Regions from separate parts of the Mus musculus genome. Here all the other regions are linked to region 1. Evidence: chromatin loops called from intact Hi-C (ENCODE). Cell type or tissue: heart. All regions are shown on one strand. Each heading gives the region's core, and the rest is flanking DNA. Links, peaks and the distances in the headings are about the cores only.

Region 1 (7,103 bases), core at 2,558-5,057:
CAACATTCCCTCTTCACAAGCTCTGCTCTCACAACTTAGGGTAGTCTTCCTTGAAATACTGCCACCACAAAGCTCGTAAGCTGGCTTAAGAAAAAAAAGGGGGTAGGGTATATCTGCATTGTGAAGGTCAACATACTATGTAAACTGAAACCCGGAAGAGCACTCTGCCACATAAACTCCTGAATGTGTGAAGCAATTTGTAAGGGACTTTTCAGAAGAAGAAAAAAAAATCACTCTTTTTTTGAACTTAAAGTAACATTTTTCTTTAAACAATAGTAAGTACAGAAACAACTGCTTAAAGAAACCAAGTTACCTAGCCAGGCCTATCCTGTATTGAGGAGAAAGCTATACAAGTTACTGTATATTCAATTGGTTACACATTCTTCCTTCAGTATAACTTTTTAAAGTTTGCTTTCTGTAAAGTCAAACTCTCAAAGCAATGGTCCTAGGTTCTTCCAGTTCAGCACACACTAGGAAATAAAGCTTTGTATTGCAATGACACAGGTAAGTTAGTTTGTTTTATAAATGAGAACAGGATTAAACAAGTATTTTTACCAAATAACACCTTAGCTTTCACTGTACCTCAGACTACACTACATGGTCATTAAAACAAAATCAGCTGGGCATGTAGCTCAGTGGTCAATGGCTTTTCTAAAATGGGCAAGGCTCCGTGTTCTATCCCCAAGGCCACAGAACATTTGTAAAAATTGCTGAGAGAGAGAGAGAGAGAACACATGAGCGCACGTGATATAAACAGCATGCCTACCACATGTAGAGTTATGAACGCTGGTTCTTACCTGAAGGAAATCATCATTAGCCTCAGAATAATTTTTTGCTAGATAAGAACACCACCTTTTATTTAAGCGTAAAGCCAGAGTGAGGAACCATTTTTCACACTGCAGCAAGCCTTAGATACTCATAGAGCAGTTCAGACTCAGGGGAACACCCAAAAGCAACATGAAGCTCTCAGGGAGGACTACTCACTGATCTTCTGTTCCAAAAAACTTCACAAAGAAGCATTTCTTTCCACGTGGTTTCTTTAAGTCCTTGGGTGGATTAACAATCTGAAGGAGAGAAAGAGAAAAGGTATGAGGCGAACCAGAAGGCTACTGGGAAAGTAACTCCCCATGGCTCCAGTGAGGCTGGAAAGCCCAAGATCTGAGAAAGGACAATGTCCAAAAGCAAACCAGGGCTCTATACTTGTCCCATAGATGGGACTTTGCTATTGTGATATGAAGAAATATGTAAATATTCTTTAAATTCTCCATAGCCAACAGGTAGTATATTGTCCAACAGATAGTCTTATTGCAATGACTCGTGGCATAGAAACAGTTAAAACTAACAGCAACATCACCCCTCCCTCCATGTGATGTGATTAATGAAGAAACAGAAAATATTCTTTAAAATACTTTTGTTGTGGGTAGCAAGAGTTAAGACAGGAAGCAGTGAAAATAGGGGACCACCAAGGCACAGGAAATACCATATTGCAAAGAGTCTTCAGACATTTCCTGGATTCCTAGCAAGACTAAAAAGCCAGAACATTTGGAAAGCTATGATGGACCACCTCTTGAAAAATCTGGAATGCCATCTTCTGCAGAGATGCACTGGAGCAGCACATATGGTAACAGGGGAAGAAGATTTAAACTTAGTTGGGACAAAAATACTTTAGCTTTTCACTAACCTACATTTAGACTTCCCTCTTCCTGGAGAATCTGTTTCTTCATCCTTAGATTTTAGCATGCTACATTTTGATTACAATTGATTTCCAAGATAAAAAACCAACCAATTTCACAAGCCCTCTGACTGAAGTGATTACCTCATATTTAAACACTCTGGTTTATGCTATAACTTTCAAAACCGACTGATAACTGGAGGCAAAACACTACATTTTATCAAAATGAGCCCATTTTAAGTCAGTGTTAGAGAATGGAGGAAATTCAACATGTTAACCCTCTCCCTTAGCTTCAACTACCTTCTTTTAAAACCAACAATGCACTCACCTTTCCTGGCCAGGGAGGATACCGGCCCAGTTTCCCCCTAGAGAAAATAATACAAACAGTCAGAACTTGCCCTGGAAAAGCCAGTCCATCTCCTTCAGCCCACTCAACAAGCAATCTATGCTTCTAACTCTAGGCTGAACAAAAGGGCCAGAACAAAAGCAGGCAAACCAGATGGGTCTTTCACAGCTGGGCTCAGGGCCCTCACATATTACATACAAAACTGTATATATATATATATGTGTGTGTGTGTGTGTGTGTGTGTGTGTGTGCCTGAGATCTGTGCACTCTTCCCGAGAAGGAACATAGAAAAACAAAACCATCAGGACGTCACTGGTCTGGTACCTCCCTGGGAGAGTGTTGGAAACTTCTCTCTGTAAACACAGACTTCCCTAAGACTGATTTAATTCACCCCATGATCGGCTTTCCTTTGACAAATGATCATGGAAACCTTCCTCTAGGTAGGGAAACTACGCAGTTCCAAGGAGACAATGGTCACTCTTGGTTTTGGCTGTTGCAGGGGACACAAGGAACAGAACGAGAGGCACTGGATCACCGCCTAGCCATCATTTGCAAAGGAGAAGTCACCCTCCCCTCGGTTTCTTCATGGGGCAGCGCCGGGCAGTCGGATTTCGCCACCTGGAACCAAGCCTCGAGCCCACGTCTGTCCCAACCGAACGCGGGTATGGACGGCTCTGTCTCTAGCAAGGTATCCTCTCCTGCTTTGAGAGGAGGTCCGGAGAGACCCTGGGACTCCACGCCACGCCAGAGTTCTCTGCAGTGGCAGCTGGAGCCAGAGTTCTAGAGCCGTAACCCTCCCCTGGGATGGCCTCAGGGTTCAGAGCAGGGACCGCCGCGGCCCCTCTCGGCCTCGGTCCCCCGGGGACCGGACAGCCTCTTCCGCTCAAGCGTCGTTCACACCGCGGCGGCACCTCCTCTTCCCCACTCTCCGCCGTCCGGAGTGCATAATAAAACTACTCCTGGGCCAGCTGGCAACCCTGCGACCAGGAAAAGCAGCTTCGCGCCGTCTTTCGTTCAGCGCTGGTCGCCAGGACTCACCACACCAAGTCGCCGAGCCGCAGACTCACAGCCGCCATCTTACCACCCAACCACCGCCGCCGCACGGGCAGCCGGGAACTTCAGGTCGCCGCGGCACCGCCCATTGGAGTTGGCCTGACCACGTGACGGGTGTTTGCTGTCATCCGCCTAGCGGATGCGCTGACGTCACCGCGCCGCGGCCGTCCATTGGACTGCTTGGAGGCACGTGACTTGAGCGCCGCGCTCTCAGCGCGTCGAAGCCCAGAGACTCCAAGCTCCCGCCTCCCCCCTCCCCTCCGGCTCGTGACAACGAAGCATCCGCGGTCCAAAGCAGCGGCGGCGGAGGCGGCGCGGCCGGACTAGCGCGAAAGGGAGCCGACTGTGCTGCCCGCTCGCTTCCGGGACTCTAGACTCATTTCCAGTCTTTCCCGCTGCTTCCGTTACGGCTGTTAGGCAGGCGCGGGCCCCGGGCCGTTGCCGAGCCTGAGGTCCCGGGCGGATAGGTGTTGGAGTCCGGTTGCTGCCCTGACTGACCCTGGCGCGGCCTGGAAGCCAGTCTCGGTCCCAGCCCGGGGCAGAAGAGGCCCCGGTTGCCCGCGAGCCCGCGCTCGGGGCGGGAGCTCCAGACTGCTGAGGAGCGCCCAGCTCGACAGTCGGCTTCCGGAGCGGCGTCCCCGCCAAGCGTCCTCGGCGTCGCCCGACTTGTTTTCTTGGACGTGGACTTGGCATATCTCGGCTCCCCCCGCTGGCTGACAAGAGAAAGCGGCAGTTTGTCGAGAGGCTTCCTTCCCGCGGGCTGGGGAGCCGGCCATGGGCCGCGGCGCGGGCCCTCCGCGCGCCCGCCTGCAGCGCTCGGGAGCGGGCCGCTGAGCCGCGCCGCAACCCGAGGGTCCCGGGCCGGCATGAGGACCACCACGGGGGGACGTCTACGGCCCGCGTCGGCTCTGGGGACAACGGTGAGCGCCGCGGTCTGGTCCAGCCTCCCGCGTTAGCCTTCGTAAGTAGTGTGACACTTTGCAAGAAGTTTTGACAGCTGGAAGACAGGTGACAGTAATGGGAACTGGTACCTGCCGAGGGGCAGGGCGGCTGCCCTAAGTTCCGTAGACCGAGTTGAAGCTCGACTTTGAGCAAGAAAAGTCTCACACCCAAGAAAAGGCGGCAGGAGTCTGTGTCAGGGTGGACTTAACTTACAGCTGTACTTTCTGAAGTCAACGCCTGCTCGGAAGGTGACGGGTTCACGCCCCTTTCCCCAAAGCAGTGTCCTTGTAGAGGCTTTGGTTGTCAATTGCTCTGAGAGATGGTGTGGTGGAGAAGCTGGGTGGTTGACCCCAGCTTGTTTTTTCTTTGGAAGAAGTACCACATTTTTCAAGGACTGTCATTTACATTGTGTGTTAATTAAACACGAACTGACCATTTAAAGTGTATTTAAGATTTCATAAAATTTGACAAATGTTCTTAATTTAGAAATTAGAGTTTTCCAGGAATTTAAGAATATTGTAATGACTTGTCTTTAAATGTAAATCTTTACAACTAAATTTAGAAACAATCCCATCAAAGTCAGGAATAGAACAAAGGATACATTGTCTAATGTCCTGTAATTCTAGTTAATGAAATAAGACAGGAGCCGAGTAGTGGTGGCACATGCACTCAGGAGGCAGAGGAAGGTGGATTTCTGAGTTCGAGGCCAGCCTGGTCTACAGAGTGAGGTTCCAGGACAGCCAGGGCTACACAGAGGAACCCTGTCTCAAGCAAACAAACAAACAAAAGAATGAAAGAAGACAGGAAACAAAAATAAATATAAAATAACCTGTCATTTTTGTAGGACTTTGCCTTTCAAAATAAAAAGGGAAAGCCATTAAATAGGGAAAGAAATTAATGAAAAAATTAGCATACAAGTTTTTCTGTTTTTTTTTTGGTAGTCAGTTCAAAAGTAAATTAGTTAAAAAGAATGTATTTATGATAACAAAAACATAAAACAGTCCCTAGGAATACCTGGAAATAGGCTTTTGCATAATATGTTTTTTGTTTTGTTTTGTTTTGTTTTGTTTTTCAAGACTTTCTGTGTGTAGCCCTGGCTGTCTTGGAGCTCCTTGTGGATCAGGCTGGGTTCCATCTTAGTGCTGGGACTAAAGATCTGTCCACCACCACAAACCCATAATCCCATAATTTGCTTTTTAAAGAGAAGAATTTTTTCCTGTGTGGCATACTAATATTCAAGTCATTCGGAGTATTTAAACCCTACTTTGTGGTTTGTTTTTTTTTTCCTTTTTGTATTTTAGTTGGAGATAAGCTCTCATGCAATCCAAGCCTCCTTCTCCTTGTCCAAGAGTGACTTTAAACTTAGGATCCTCCTGCCTCTTCCTTCACAGTGCTTCTATTACAGCTATATATTACCATTCTCATTTTAATTTAATCCCAGTGTGTGATTTAATTGAATCAGGGCCTCCAGTGTGCAAGGAAAGCACTTTGCTGAGTGACATCCCCAGCTCAATCTTAGTGTTTTTGTTTTTGTTTTTTAAGATTTTATTTATTTTACGTATATGAGTACACTGTAGCTGTCTTCAGACACACCAGAAGAGGGCATTGGATCCCATTACAGATGGTTGTGAGCTACCATGTGATTGCTGGGAATTGAACTCAGGACTTCAGGAAGAAGAGTCAGTGCTCTTAACCACTGAGCCATCTCTCCAGTCCCCATTCTTTGCTATTTTTAAAACTTGTAAGTTTTCATTAGTGTTTTATTTACAAATTTAAGAATTTATGGGACAAAAAATTATGTGAGGGTCTGTAAGATGGCTCAACAGGTAAGGGTGTCTGCCTCCAAGCCTGAAGACCTATGTTCAATCTCTGGAACCCACATGATGAAATGAAAGAATTAACTCCTATAAGTTTTCACACACACACATACACACACACTCACCCACACTCACATGAATGCTTGTGAAAATAAAAATTACTTAAACTTGAATAAAACTTAGAGACAGCACCAGGTTAAACAGGTTAAATTTTCTTAAACAATCAACTCTTTTAAATCAAGTTATTTAAATTCTCTAACATGTTTTAAACTGTAGTTTTTTTCTTAATTCTCAGGTACTTCTTTCTTGACTTGTTTCATATTTCTTTTGTTTGCTTGTTTGTTTCTTCTTCCAAGACAGGGTTGTTTGTCTGTGTATCCCTGGCTGCTCTGGAACTCTGTGTAGACCACGCTGTCCTCGAGCTCATGGAGCGCCACTGCCTCTGCCTCCCGAGTGCTGCATGCTGTACCATCTCCCAACTACTTCATGTTTCTAAAGAGGTAAACTTGCAAACCTTGGAGGAAGCTCTTCCCAAGGTCATAAACAACTCATAAATTAGTTGTATAAGTACAACTTACGTTCTTTTGTGGACTTTACAACTTATATTTTCTTAAGCATTTGGAATTAAATAAGTTTAACATGGACTTTAACATATATTATTATCTTAAATGTTTCAAATGCCCTAGTCCTTAAATATGATCATAAAACTTCACCAAAACCTGACTTCTAAGAGTTAATAGGTGGGACTAGAGAGATAGCTCAGTGGGTAAGAGCACTGACTGCTCTTCTGAAGGTCCTGAGTTCAAATCCCAGCAACCACATGGTGGCTCACAACCATCTTTAGAGCTACAGTGTACTAATATACATAAAATAAATAGATCTTTTTGAAAAAATTATTATTTAAAAAATGAGTTAATAGGTGAACTTACTTTGTCCTCTAGTCCTATCTCCTTGTTGGCTAAGGCTTGCACAGACTTTTGTAGCTGACAAGAATATTGTTACTGGTTATGTGGTTTGGAGTTGTGTTTTCTAAAAACATGGGCTGAAATGAAGCTACCTTTAAAAAATTTTGTCTAGACAAAACAACACTGGATCTGGTTGCCAATTCCTTCGTCCAATTGAGTGACTTACTGATCCATTTCTTACAGAAAGACTGTGTTCCTCTCTAAGTGGGAGCCTGTATGCCTTTAATCCTCAGTTGAGGTGTGTTTCACAACCAGGTGGATCCCAGCACTGCTCCCAGGCCCTGAAGCTTCCTTTAGGTACTGTGTAG
Region 2 (7,103 bases), core at 2,317-4,816, 86 kb before region 1:
ACTAAGGGTGACTTACTTCCTCCTAACATCACCCAGCTGCTGGCAGTTTGAGGCCAGACAGAAGACGAGAACATCTGTGGAGCCATTAACTGTGATGCTGCACCTGCTTCATACCACAGGTTCTACATCAGATTCTCCAGGAGCCAGATGACCTTTCCACTGCTAGTAAAACAGTGCGAGTTGGATTATTTAGCGCTATTTGCTGAATTTGGGTGTACAGCAAAATTTAGCTGTGTCTAGCTTCTCCAGGTCCTAGTTCCCCATTAATGGACATGTATGTCTAAAGGGTTGCTGCTACAGATGCACAGAAGCTGGGTGTAGTGGCATACCTCTGTAATCCCAGCACTGGGAAAGTGGAAGAGAGGCAGGAAGATCATGAATTTAAGGTCAGCCTGGATGACATAACAAGTTTAGGCCAGCATACCTACACAGAGATCCTCTCTCAATAAAAGCAAGGGTGAGGCCCAGAAAGATGGCTCAGGGGTTAGGAGTTTGTATTGCTCTTACAGAGGACCCAAGTTCAGTTCCTTGCACCTATGTTCAGTGGCTTACAACTTCCTATAACTACAGCGCCAGAGGACCCAACACTCCCTCCAGTTTGAAGATCTGCATTCATGTGTGAACATACGACCCACTCCGCCCCCAGATACATGCATACATATCATTTTAAGTCTTCTAAAACAAACCAGGGCAGGAGAGATGGCTTAGCAGTTAAGAGAGTGTACAACTCTTACAGAGGACCCGAGTTCAATTTCCAGCATCCATATGACACAACTCACAGCTGCCGCCAGGGGATTCAATACACTCACATGCACATGTCCATACAGAAACACACATATACATAATTTAAAAAAAAATGTTAGGGGCTGGAGAGATGGCTCAGCGGTTAAGAGCACCAAGTGCTCTTCCGAAGGTCCTGAGTTCAAATCCCAGCAACCACATGGTGGCTCACAACCATCCATAATGAGATCTGATGCCCTCTTCTGGGGCATCTTCTGAACACAGCTAAAATGTACTTACATATAATAAATAAATCTTTGAAAAAAAAAGTTAAGGTTAAAAAAAAAACCATAAAGACCAGGAATGCAGTGCATTTGCATCTCCACAAATCACATGGAAGGCTATATATAGTGATGCCTGACTTAATTATGGCACTTGGGGAGATGGAGACAGGATTGTGAGTTCGAGACCAACCTGGTCTAGAGAGAGTTCCAGGACTACAAGAGTGAAACCCTCTCTCAGAAAGGAAAACAACAAGGTAAAACAACAACAAAACAGCTGGGAACATAGAATTTGTCTCAAAAAAGAAAGGGGGGGAGGGGAAGAGGAGAGAAAGGACGAGTAGGACAGGGGAAAAGAAAACCCTAGCAGACTGCAGAATGCAATCCTGATGTTACTTGAGCAGGAATCCAGCTATGCAACCCTTTTATGTATAACAGATGAACACAGGATGACAGGTGTATGGTTAGGAGTCCTTTCTTCTGGGTAATCCTACTCAAACCAAAGCCTAGCCATTTATCTTCTAACAGATTCTTAAGTCTGGGAGCAATAGGAAGCTAGTACAGGACAGGAAGAGTTCTGAGAGAGGTCAGGTGCCCCTCTGCATAAGGCCTTCAGCCACGAGTCCGAGCCCTACCAAGGCAAAGTCTGTGGGGGTCGGAGGTGAAGGGAGAAGAGATAACGGCAGTTTACAGTGAGTAGAGCCTCAGTTTCACTTTCTGCTCTTACCTGTGCAATGGCCACTGTTTTGTTTTGAGACAAGGTCCCACTGTGTAGCCCTGGATGACTTAGAACTCAATGTGTAGGCCAGACTAAACTTGATGGCACAGATACACTTGTCTTTGCTGAGATTAAAGGCCTGTGCCACATACGTAGATAAATGGTCACTGGTACTAAGCATTGGTGGGGGCCACCTCAGTGATCCCAAGCCACTTTAAGTGGCTGAGTCCTTCCGGGACAATATCGCAGTGCTCTGGCAAGGTTATTACGCTGAGGTTGGAACTGACCCTAACCTGACCCAACAGAGTCAAGAGTAGAACAGCAGGGTGGGAAGACCCGGGCTTTGGCACTGAACCCACCTGGGTCCCATCTCGGGGTCAAGACCACCACAGGAGTGGCCTCAAGGATACAGAGCACCACAATATCCATACTCAAGAGTTCTGGTGAACCCAGAAGGAAGCCCGAAGGAAGTATGACCCAGAAGGTACTAATTCCCTCGAGGCCCTTAAACACTCTAGCATTATCCTGTGTTGGTGAAAGCTGGGCCTGGCAGCACAACTTCCAGACGAGGCAGAAGAGTCAAATCCCAAGCCTGCCTGGGCAACTTAGTGAGACTAAAATATTTTAAAAGTAGAAAGATGGGCTGGAGAGATGGCTCAGCAGTCAAGAGCACTGACTGCTCTTCTGAAGGTCCTGAGTTCAAATCCCAGCAACCACATGGCTCACAATCACCAGACAACTACAGTGTACTTAGATTAAAACAAATATGTTTTTAAAAAGTAGAAAGATTGTTGAGGATCTATCTCAGTGATAAGCACTATATATACACAACTTGCAAGGACATAAGTTTACTTTTAAAAGTTATAAAAAGGACAACATACAACAGTTTGCCAGTCTCACGATGAGTGATGTGTGTGGGCTGGTAAGGTGAAAACAAGGCCTGTATCCTGGAAACACCAGCTTCTCCTGCTGCAAGGCCTGCGCTCAAGTAGCACCTAACCTAGTCTGAACCAACAGAATGGACACGTGCTTCCCCAAACTGGAAACCATAGGCGGATTAGCAGAACCCTGGAAGAACTCACACCTGCAACTCCAGCTCTTGGGGGGCTGAGACAATAGGACCGCCTTTGAGTTCAAGGACAACCTGGGTAACATTAGATGCTTACACTAAAAACATCCAACCCGCCAGCGTAGTGGCACCGGCCTTTAATCTCAGCATCTGGGAGGTAGATCTCAGTGAGTCTGTGGCCAGCCTGGTCTACACAGTGAGACACGCCCACAATCTCAAAAAACCAACACCCCCAAAAAATCGATTCAAGTAAAATAAAAGTTTCTATGTCTTCTGCACCTCTCTCTCTCAGAATTTCAGTTGCAGCCCTGATAAGTTATTCTTAAAATTCTTAAATCTTAGTTTTAAAAAAAATTCTATTCTGGAGGCAACTGTCATTCCTCCAAGAGATCCATGAAGGCCTCGAGGGAGCCCCTGCAGCCCAAATGTACGACGCAGTTCCGACCCTAGCGGTCCCGGCGACTATGCACGACCGCAGGCTCCCGTGTGGCTCAGCAGTCTGGCCGACACCTCGCGTGACCCCTTAGTTTAGCACCACGGCGGCGGGCCCGTGTCCCCAAACCCTGCGACAGGCAAACGCCAGGGCTGCCCACCCGAGCAGACTCAGGGCGCCTTGGGCCCCACCTCTCAGAGGGCCCTGCCGCGGCCCGGCCTACCTTGCAAGGCCTCAGGTTCCCGGGCCACCCTCCAGCGACAGCGGCTCGCCCCTCACCGGCCGACAGCCCTGCGCCCGGCCCACCCCGGAAGTAATCCTCGCACGGCGCAGAGCATCCCGGGAAGGTGACGGACGTTCTGTTATTGACACGCCACAGCAGCCCATGAGATGGCAGATACCGGCCCATTCGCTCGGGAGCCAATCCTGAGGCAGAGAGGCAGGCGGCGAGTCGCCAGGCCGCCGTGGGTGGCCGTACTCAGCACGGGGACAAGGCAAGTGGGCGGGCGGAGCGGCTGAGGCAAGTGGGAGACCGCGGAAACCCACGCGACGATGGGTGGGTCCTGGCTGCGGGTGGCAGGGAATGAGACCCTCCCCTCGGCTCTAGCACGGACTGCCTCGTCCCGCTGCCTTCCAGTTCCCTTGACAACGACGCCTGGCGCGGGGCGGGGCGAGGCGGGGCCAACTGGCTTTGAGGAGAAACACTGAGCCGCTCGGTCTTCTGAGCTCCTCCATGCTCTTTCCTCTGCGGGTCAAGCCTTCCTTCAACCCTCCCCGCCTTGCACACCTAAAGGACGATCAGTCCTGGGCGGCCCCCTTCACTTCGGTGATTCTGTGTCCTACCGCCAAAGCCCCTGGTAGGAAACATCTTTTGGTGCGTATACCAAAAGCGTCTCCACCTGTGGTTCCCAATTCAGGACAGCCAAGCACCCGTCCTTGCTCAAATGCCCTAAGACCCCACTCACTCCTCTGACGCAGCTCTGGTTTGGCACCGTTAGCTGATCTGCTTGGTCCGCTTGCTAGGCCTTCACCCACAATCCTAAAGTCCCTCTGCCCCTGAGGACTGAACGTGTTTTCTTTAGGGTGAGATATAAAAGGTGGAGCTGAGCCAGCGACTGGATTATAGAGACTCATTTGAGTGATGACTAAAAAAAAAAATCTCTTGAATAATGGATCTTAAACCTCTAATTCTAAAGATTATTTTTAATTATATTAATGAATTAGTTTGTATTTTAATTATGTGTATGGGTGTGAAGGTGGGTATGTGTACTCCAGTGCAGATACGAGTGGACGCCAGAGACGGGCTCTCCCTGAGGTTAAAGTTGCAAGTAGTTGTGGTTTTGGAAACTGAATTGTGATCCTCTATGAGAGCAGTAGAGGACACCACCATCTTGTGCACTCATGACTGCACATACCCACACATACAGTCCTGCTACCAAGTGACATAAGTTTGCAGAACCAGAAGGAAATGGGTAGAAACTAGAATTTTTGCGGGTGCATTTTCATCTACAGCTGATCAAGGCTTTGGGAAGGCTACCAATGCTAGTTTCTCCTTGAACACCCAGACACTGCCACCTCACCTTGTGTGCTCCACAGGACTCCTTGATGATGACAGACGGTGTCCTTTGAGTCCTGGCCCCCATGACATCCAAAGACAAAGCAGTGATGTCCTTGCCAGTTTCTCCCTGGGATGCCATCCTTGAGGCTGCCAAAAACCAGCTTCCATCTCTGGATTCAGACTCGTCCCTGGTGAGCAAGAGCTTTCTCCTGGATATTAACTGCCAGCCTGGGCAAGGACAGCTTCGGGCACTCCTCTACAGACCCCACTTTGGTCTATGGACTTTATTTTCACTCATCAGTGTCTGGGATTACTTCTGGGTATCCACTTCTTCCAGGCTTCTCTCTGGGTTTGCCAGAACTCTTGAGTGTGGATATTAGTGCTCTGTATCTCCAAGGCCACTCCTCCTGTGGTCCTAACTCCCAGGTGGACTCGGTACCAAAGCCCTGGACTTCCCACCCTGCTGTTGGACTGCTCTCAACTCTGTTGGGTCCGGTCGGGTCCAGCTCCAAGCTCTGAGAGTGATAACCTTGCCAAGGCCACATGGTATGGTCTGGGAGGGATTCTGCCACTTGAGGTGAGCCGGGGGGTCACTGACAGTATCAGTGGCCATTTATACATGTGAGAGGGATCCATTGTGATCCACTGGTCAGACGCTCAGCACATAGGTTGGCACAGGACATTTCAAGTGAAGAGCAAGGATTCTAGAAGCAAGGTGACTAGTTTGTGCCTCTTCACTACCGTTGTTCAGTGCTGGCTTTAATGCAGTGTCCATTGTATGCATTAATGCAGCATCTGTTGTGTGCATTAACACAGCACATCCATTGTCTAATTAATGCAGCATCCGTTGTGTGCAAGGCTTGCATATGGCCTGTGAAAAACGAAGCCCACATCTCACCAACAGGAGGTATGCTGCCAAGCCTGTTTTCAAATTGGCAGCAGAAAGCAGCACAGAACAAGGCCCTTTGTCGAGAACTGATCTTTCCAGACCTGCTCCTGGGCAGGATGTGCAAAGTATGACTGCCTTTTCCTCTAAAGTGCCCTGGTCTCTCTGCAGTCTGACTGTGAGGAAGAAGAGCTCTTCATCTTTCAGCGGAACGAGCCCGTCCTGATTCCAGACCTGACTGAGGAGCTGGCTGAAGACCCTGTTGGTGTCGATGAGTCAGGGACCTGGGTTACTGCAGGGAGGAGTCCTTCACCTGAGGTCTGTAGGACACTGGCCTTGGGAACTCTGGAGGGGAGGGGAGGGAGGTCGTCCCAAGTCTCATAAGGATTCCACGAGCAGTGGAATGGTTAAACCACTGGTTTTGCCTCTCTTCCTCCCACAAGGACAGCCTGGCCATCGGGTATGTAGCACATGAGCACGCCCTCCCTCAGAACTAGGAGCACATTTGATTTTCTCTCTGATTTCCCACCCTGATCTGTGTTGTTTTCTACCAAGACATTTTATATTGTCTGGCCATTGTCAGAGCTGCATGTCTCAAGTGTCTCTCCATAACCTAGCTAATTCATAGCTGAACTTATGTTCAGCTACTAAGTGATCCAGCAAGGAAAAGAAGGGGTTTGTTCCACAAATACCTGCACAGTGGTGCTTAATGCTACCCTAGTAGGAGATCAGGGAGAATTGGGAAACAAACAGGAAAGGCCACAACACAAGCTCTAGGCGCCTAGTTGCAGGAACTACCAATACCATAGCTATAATCATCTCTCTGCCCCACATCCCTGGGAGAGACCAAGACCTCTATGTAAACTCAAGCAATCATCCAGAGCTGGTGGAACAGGCATGTAATATGAGCTACTTGGAAACTGAGGCAGGAGCATCAGAAGTTAAAGGCAGGGGCTGGACAGGATGATTCAATAATTAAGAGAGCTTGCTGCTCTTGCAGAAGACCCAGGTTTGGTTTCCAGAACTACATGGTAGCTTACAACCACTTTTCACTCCAATTCTAACAGATCAGGCCCCCATCTTTTGGCCTCTGTAGGCTCCAGCACACACATGGTACACATAAACACACGTACATATATATGTACAATTACGACTAATACTGGAGGTGGTGCTACATGCTTTAATCACAGCACTCAGAAGACAAAGGCAGACAGATCTCTGAATTTAAGGACAGCGAGGGCTAGCTGAAACAGAGAAACCCTGTCTCAGAAAAGCTGGTAGGTAGGTAGGTAGGTAGGTAGGTAGGTAGGTAGGTAGGTAGATAGATATTCACATCAGTGGCTTGATGATGAGAATGGTTGCTATCTACTGATCCCACCTGAGGCATTTTATCCTTGGCAACCCCATCCTGTCAGACCTATTAACACTTGTTGACGTT
Region 3 (7,103 bases), core at 1,548-4,047, 160 kb before region 1:
TAAGTTGGTTGCAATGTGTGCTGTGGTCACAGAGAGGATGGTGGAAGGCTGAAGCTATGTTGTTTCCAGTGACTCTCTTAAATGCAGGGTTCAAGAAGATGTCTCTCCTTCAGGCACAGCTTGTGAGCTAGATGTATTGAAATTGCATCCTTTGTGCAACTCCATAATCAGGCCTTGCTTCCATTAGTCTAGGCACATCTTCATAATAGTCATTAGTGTGTGCTGTCTTATGATTCTAAATATGTTTATGAAGAGATTATGGCTTTTGTTCTCAACTGGTCCATTGTGCTATTTTGAGTTTGAAGAAATTCAGAGATCTCTTACACAGCTACTCTAGGGTAGCATTAGCCAAAGAAGAGCCAAAAGCTCGACTCTTCAGGGATGGAGGAGGGTGCCTGGGTGGGAGGCACAGTGGAGGTGGATGGCGGGCGGTGCAGACAGATTATGCCTTAGACTGTGAATCTCTGCTTCCAGTGTAAGAGGAAAGAGTTTCCAGCCAGGAAATGTAGCTTCTCATCTAACTTCTTGGCTGCCCTCTGCTGCTCCTTAGTTGAACTTTGGAGGACCTCTGGTGTCCTGGAGGGTCCCAACTAGGTCTCAACAACATGGTCTCGAGGGAAGTCTTGTCTCTGGTGAGTGGCACTAGCCCTTTATGGTTTGAATATTATTATATTCAATTACATATATTATTCCATCATTCAGCCATTTTGGCCACCTCCTCACACAGCTTTCAGCCTATCAATTCTTTTTGTTTTGTTTTTTCGAGACAGGGTTTCTCTGTATAGCCCGGGCTGTCCTGGAGCTCACTTTGTAGACCAGGCTGTCCTCGAACTCAGAAATCCGCCTGCCTCTGCCTCCCGAGTAAAGACGTGCGCCACCACGCCAGGCTTCAGCCTATCAATTCTTGATATTTTCTCTCTTCCTTCACCGGACTTTGGAGGATAGCAATAGGCCAAGTTGGCCTGAAAATTGATGTCCTCCGTACCTACGATGCAGCAACTCAGGATGGAGCCCATGATGCACATTTCTGCTGGCCAGCAGAAGAGGTTGGGGTGACGACAGACATGGCCCAGACCAGGCCGCACCGAGGCACACCCACCGCGCGAGGGTATTTTTTTGCTCACTTGAGGTCTTCACTTAAGGCCTATGCTTGTCACCTTATCTACAAGGGACAGGGGGAGGATCTTCAAGGACTTTGCATTCAGGTTTAGTATAGTTTGAACTATGGTGAAGTCACCACCTGATACTTCACTACCTGCTGGTCTCCCTAGCTGCTCTCCTGGAACAGCAGGTTCAAGATGGGAGGCACTTCTAAGAAACTCAACTCCTCTGAGAATCATAAAAACATACCCTGGCATCCTCAAAGCAGTGCGTGTGTGCGCGCGTGCGTGTGTGTGAGAGAAGCCAGGGCATAGCTTGTAAATTAATGTTGCAATCCGTATCCTGATTTTTCTGAACTTGCTTTTAGCATATTATTTGCCGTCTGCCCTGCTTTGTGCCTCAGTTTCCCTATGTGTCAAAGGGGGAGAAATCTGTCTTCTGAAAATTCCGTGTCCATTGTAAATGTTTCTGTGTAGCCCTAGCTGTCCTGGAACTCACTCTGTAGACCAGGCTGGCCTCGAACTCAGAAATCCGCCTGCCTCTGCCTCTGCTGGGATTAAAGGCGTGCGCTACCAAGCCCGGCTTTTTATTTATTTATTTATTTTTTAATGTTTTGACTTCTTGACCAAGGCTCCAAGGCTTGGTGGTTACCCAGTTGTCCTCTGGTTAAAGGTATTCCCTTTGCGGCTGAGGATGGGAGAAGAACCTCGGGAAGTGGGGGAGAGCTACTGTAGAATTGTCGACATTTTCAGACTTGGTTTACATGGGAGACGCTCGAAATTCTGAGGGTGTCTAAATGTAGACAGAAGATGAAGGGACTGAGGCATTCCGGTTTCAGTATCCAGCTGGGCAGCCGAGGTTAGCGTCGTGTGAAGGAGATAACCCCCTTAGCCGGAGCCTCTTGGTTCGACCCACTGTGGCTACTCACGTGAGAGGTGGTGGTGGTGGTGGTGGTGGTGGTGGTGGTGGTGGCAAGCTTGGGAAGCGTAGTACGCAGGCGCATTGGCTGCCTGGCCTGGACTCCATTTCCCCTGGAACTGCGGGGCGGGGGCGGGGGCGGGGCGCCGGGCCTAGGCCGGGGCGGCCGGGGGCGGGGGCTGTGGAGAGGTGCCGCGGCGGCGGCGGCGGTGGCGGCGGTGGGTACGCGTTGGTGCGGCCTGTTTTGGGCCATGTCCGTGTGAGGACGCCGCAGCCGACAACCTCTCCTCTCCGGCTGGCCGGTAGAAACGCGCACCATGGGCTCCATCCTGAGTCGCCGCATCGCGGGCGTAGAGGACATCGACATACAGGCCAACTCGGCCTATCGCTACCCTCCGAAGTCCGGTGAGCTTCCGAGGACGCGGACCGCGGAAGGGGGCTGGAACGGGGACTGGGGACTCCAGGAGGCCCGGGGATCAGACGCGCGAGCGCCCTGCCCTGTCGCGGACCCTCCTCCTGTGCCCCTTCCCGGTACCTGTGGAGTTTGAGGCGTGGCTGCGGCCCTGGCTAGCCCTGCTGGCCGCAGACGCACCTTGCGCGGCCTCTTTTTAACTGGTGACCTTGGGCCACTCACTTTGTGTATGCACCGATACTTGGCATCTCTGGGATCAGACTGCATTGGTAGTGAGGACACCCTCACCACCGACCCGGTGGTGCCGGCTTTGGAGGCATGAAGACCGGCCCTGGATTGTGACAACTCATTAGGATTTGGACCCAGGCTTTCCTCTTCCCGTGCGAGTGAGGGACACTGGTGTTTGACCTAGGGAGGTGATCGATAGGGAGGTGCTGGGTTCCATTGGAGGACAGGATAATGGTTTGAATGGTTAGAGAGAACTACTGACCTTTCCCTCTCATTCAGGGCAGACTCACTGGTAGATTATGGGAGCTGGATGGGGGCAGAGTTGGAACCAGCATCAGATATCAGATGTGGGATCCCAGAGGAGCCTTGCTCCTATTCTCATTCATAGTCTCTGCTCTCTCTCTCTCTCTCTCTCTCTCTCTCTCTCTCTCTGTCTGTCTCTCTCTCTCTCTCTCTCTCTCTGTGTATGTGTTTAAAATAAGGACAGTATGTCATGTAGCCCAGCATGGCTCCAACTCCTTATGAGAGTGACATTGAGCAAACACTGGTCCTCCTGCCTCTACCCTCCCAGTGTTGAGATTTGAAATGTGCACTTTGCCCTGTTTTATGAGGTGCTGGAGACTTGAACTCAGCGCACTGTGCATGGTAGTCAAGCATTATATTAACTTAGTCACATTCTTAGACCAGGCCTTTTTCTAAGACAAAAGTCCTGTTATATAGCTCTGGCTGGCCTGGTACTCAGTTCTCCAGCCTTAGGCTTCTGGTGCTGAGACTACAGGTGTGTCCTGCTACACACAGCAATGCCTGGTGCCTTGTCAGCTACATTTACTTCTACACAACTTCTTGGCGGGGTAGAACGCTGGGCCTTTAGATCCGGTTCTAAGTGTTGAATGTGATGTTTGGTCCTGAGGTGTTTTCAGACCAAGCCGGCCAGATTTCCTGTGTGGCTGAGAAGAGTCTGCCCCCATTAGTTGGACAGCTTATTAAATGTTTCGGGCTGTGCTTCTAGACTTTCTTTGCCCTAGGGATCTGCATTTTAAGCTAATTTTCTTTGGTGTGTTTGATGCCCACTCAAGTTTGAGATAGTATTCTGTTAGTGTGAAGATCTGGGAACTCCCAGGATGAAAGAACAGGAAACTGGCACTATTTAGTGACACTTTTCAGTGAATGGGATGGAATCACATGTCAGTGTAGGGAGACCTGCTTGCCTGTGTGCATTGCTAGTACAGGCTGCAGCTCCAGAGGTTTCCTTGGAGACTTGAAGGACTAGTGTGTGCACATCTGAGACAACAGTTGTTAACCCTCCACTGAGATTCTCCTTGTTTGTCTTCTGCTGAGTGACCTTGATTAAGTTTGCTTATTTGCATCTCAGTTTCCTCTTCTCGGAAAAGGGTGCTTAGAACTACGCCAGGCACATAAGATTTTTCTGTAAATGTTGGCTACTATAACTGCTTCAAAGGTAGCTAGATGATTGGCCCAGACCCTGCCTGTATGTGGCAGTGGTGTGGCAGATACTGGAAAGCTAGCTTCCCTCACCTGGCACCTGAGTACCATTAATGCCCCTTCACTTAGGCAGTTGCATAAAACAACAATGCATGGCCTGTGCACACACTACAAATCCACAGAACTAGGCATTTCCAATTGTTAAGATGTTCCTCTAACCTGGATGGGGTTACTGGCACAGTAACCTGGGATGCCATTCATACATTGCTGAGTTCTGGGCCTGCCTAGTCCAAAGATTTTTGTTTGTTCCGCATGTGTTTGGTGCTGGCAATCGCACCTAGAGAATGCTACTCTGTTTCATACCCTCCTGGATAACAATATAAACAATGTGTCTTTTCGTTTTTCTTCTGTCCTAGTCTTTCACTTACCATGGGGTCCTTAAGATCTTGTGCAGGAAACTGGGGCTGAGAGAAAGGCGAGGAACACTTGAAGGGTACTCCCATGAACTGTTCATCTGTACAAAATTGTAGTTTCAGCCTTCTGCTGGTTTTCTTTATTTGAATTTCAAGGAAAAGTGTGCTAATTTTTGTTGTTGTTTTTTTTAAAGCTACTTTTATTTAGATGGTGGACATCTTTAGTCCTAGCTCTTGGGAGACAGAGATAGGAGGATCTCTGTGAGTTGTAGGCCAGCCTAGTCTACAGGGCTGCATAGTGAGAGATCCTATATTAAAAAAAAAAAAAGTGTTGTTTTTATTTTCTGTTGTATCCACATGTCCTGGGCATGCAGTACCTGTGGGAGGGCATCGGATCCTTTGGACAGACAGTTGGTATTTGCCATGTCAGTACCAGGAACTGAACTTGGGTCAGTTACAAGAGCAAGAAGAACTCATAACTGCTGAGCCATTGTTAGAGCCCAAGCAATTTTTTTAAACAAATTTTTATTAGATGCATTCTTTTTTTTTTTTTTTCCCCCGAGACAGGGTTTCTCTGTGTAGCCCTGGCTATCCTGGCACTCACTTTGTAGACCAGGCTGGCCTCGAACTCAGAAATCCGCCTGCCTCTGCCTCCCGAGTGCTGGGATTAAAGGCGTGTGCCACCACGCCCGCCCGGCTGCATTCATTTTTTGTTTTACATGTGAATGTTTTGTCTGTGTGTGTGTGTGTATGTGTGTGTGTGTGCACTGTATGATGCTTGGTGCCCATATAGGCTAGAAGAAAGTATCTGATCTCTTGGAACTGGAGGGAGCCACCATGTGGTGCTAGGAATTGAACCTGGGTCCTCTGTAAAAGCAGCTGTCTTTAACCACTATCTTTCCAGTTCTCTAAAGTAACGTTGAGCATCTCATGCTGTCCAGTTTTCTTCCTTAAGGAGTTTTATCATGTGCTGTCAACAATGAAAACTTGACTTCAATAATACCTGCTTTGCTTTCATGTCGTTTATTTTACACTTCATAGCTTTGTAGATGTATAATGTGTGCAACATGTGGCTGACCCATTGTAAGCATGAGTGGAGTTTTAGTAAGTGGTAGGGCTGTGCACCACAGCGCCTTCTCGCCCCGAGCTTACTTTGTATGCTTTGCAGTCAGTGCTAGTAGCATGATCAGGGTTCAGCTTTCTGTCTTTGCAATTTTTCTTTTCTGGATATTTCACATAAATGGAATCATACAATCTAGAGCTGTTGTATGTATGGCTGGCTTTTTTTCACTTAAAGCTTTGATTATTTGGAGACTACACCGTCAAGTTAGCTTGGCCTATGCCATGTAGCCCATGCTCACTAGGACTCAGGACCTAGCTTCTCAGTATCTCAGTTTCTGGGATCCCTTCCCTTGAAGTGGGGACTTTCAAGGGAATGTTGAAATGCTTAACATTCCGGGTTCCCTAGTGCATATCTGTAGCACAAAGATGTCTATGCCACCTACAACTATGTCCTCTTCACTAGCCTCCAAGTCTGTGTAGACCAGGCTGGCTTTGAAACTCACGGACACCTGCCTGCCTTTGCTTCCTAGGTTCTGGAATTAATTTAATTTTATATTTATGTGTGTTTTGTCTATATGCATGTCTGTGTACCACATGTCTGTCTGGTGCCTGTGGAGGCCAGGAGAGGGTGGCAGATTCCCTGGAAGTCTTCTAGAAGAGCAGCCAGCTCTTAAATACTTTTAAAAAGTGTTTTAAAGTGATTTGTTTATGTGAATAAGTGTTTTGCTTACATGTGTGTGTAAACCACATGAGTGCCCTGGTACCCTTTGAAGTCAGAACTCGTGTGACCTTTTGGAACTGGAGTTAGAGATTGTCGTGAGCCACTATGTGGTCCTTTGTAAGAGCAGCAAGGACTATCAACTGCTGGACTATCTCTCGAGCTCTTTGGTTTGGAATTTTGTTTTTGATTTCCAACAGAGTTGCTCTGGAGACCATCTGGCTTGGAACTAAATGTGTTGCCCTTGAGGCCTCTCTCATGAACATCCTCTTGCTTCAGCTTCCCTGATGCTGGGATGACAGGACCCACCACACTTGGCCCAGTTTAACAATTTTTTGTTTGTTTGTTCGTTTTGTTTTTTGTTTTTGGTTTTTCGAGACAGGGTTTCTCTGTGTAGCCCTGGCTGTCCTGGAACTCACTTTGTAGACCAGGCTGACCTAGAACTCACAAATCCGCCTGCTTCTGCCTCCCAAGTGCTGGGATTAAAGGCGTGCGCCACCACGCCCAGCTAGTTTAACAGTTTTTAATGTGAATACTAATCTCTTTTGAAGTAATAGTTAAGAACTCTTTGCCTAGCCTAAGCTCACAGATTCTCTCTTTTGGGGGTTGGTGGTGGGGATTGGTGCATGGCAGTGTGTGTGCTTATAAATGTGTGTGGAGGCTCCTTTCCCATCCTCCCTTCCTCCTTTGCTCTCTCTGCCTTGTATACTGGTTCAGGCAGGAGCTCTCACTTGAACCCAGAGCTGGCCAGATTTGACTGTTTTAGCTATTCAGTTGGCTCTGACGTACCCTAAACCTTCTGAGGTTG

The links. Peaks named below come from ENCODE experiments on the same cell type or tissue, not always from the same donor. Only the 100,000 strongest peaks of a DNase experiment are listed, where the experiment ranks them.
Region 2: it touches region 1 in a loop (1.9-fold over the local background); 2 of 42 quality-filtered maps call a loop at or near these places.
Region 3: a loop joins it to region 1, with 2.1 times the contacts of the local background. A loop is called at or near these places in 2 of 42 quality-filtered maps.

What each region holds. Positions count from the first base shown.
Region 1 is chr16:5,046,750-5,053,852 of GRCm38, forward strand. It overlaps Glyr1 (glyoxylate reductase 1 homolog (Arabidopsis)), which reads right to left and starts at 3,161. Exons shown (of 16, transcript NM_001079814.1): 1 at 3,057-3,161; 2 at 2,001-2,037; 3 at 985-1,064. The coding sequence starts at 3,094. Ubn1 (ubinuclein 1) reads left to right here and starts at 3,308. Exons shown (of 19, transcript NM_026666.4): 1 at 3,308-4,032; 2 at 6,979-7,092. In heart, for the core only: a CTCF peak has its summit at 3,776 (motif pointing left); a DNase peak (open chromatin) is centred at 3,222; H3K4me3 peaks cover 2,500 bases; H3K27ac peaks cover 1,760 bases.
Region 2 is chr16:4,960,676-4,967,778 of GRCm38, forward strand. Anks3 (ankyrin repeat and sterile alpha motif domain containing 3) reads right to left here and starts at 3,562. Exons shown (of 17, transcript NM_028301.4): 1 at 3,445-3,562. It also overlaps 4930451G09Rik. In heart, for the core only: a CTCF peak has its summit at 3,340; a DNase peak (open chromatin) is centred at 3,706; H3K4me3 peaks cover 2,083 bases; H3K27ac peaks cover 1,523 bases.
Region 3 is chr16:4,884,050-4,891,152 of GRCm38, forward strand. It overlaps Mgrn1 (mahogunin, ring finger 1), which reads left to right and starts at 2,051. Exons shown (of 17, transcript NM_029657.4): 1 at 2,051-2,424. The coding sequence starts at 2,337. In heart, for the core only: a CTCF peak has its summit at 2,565; a DNase peak (open chromatin) is centred at 2,092; H3K4me3 peaks cover 2,500 bases; H3K27ac peaks cover 2,446 bases.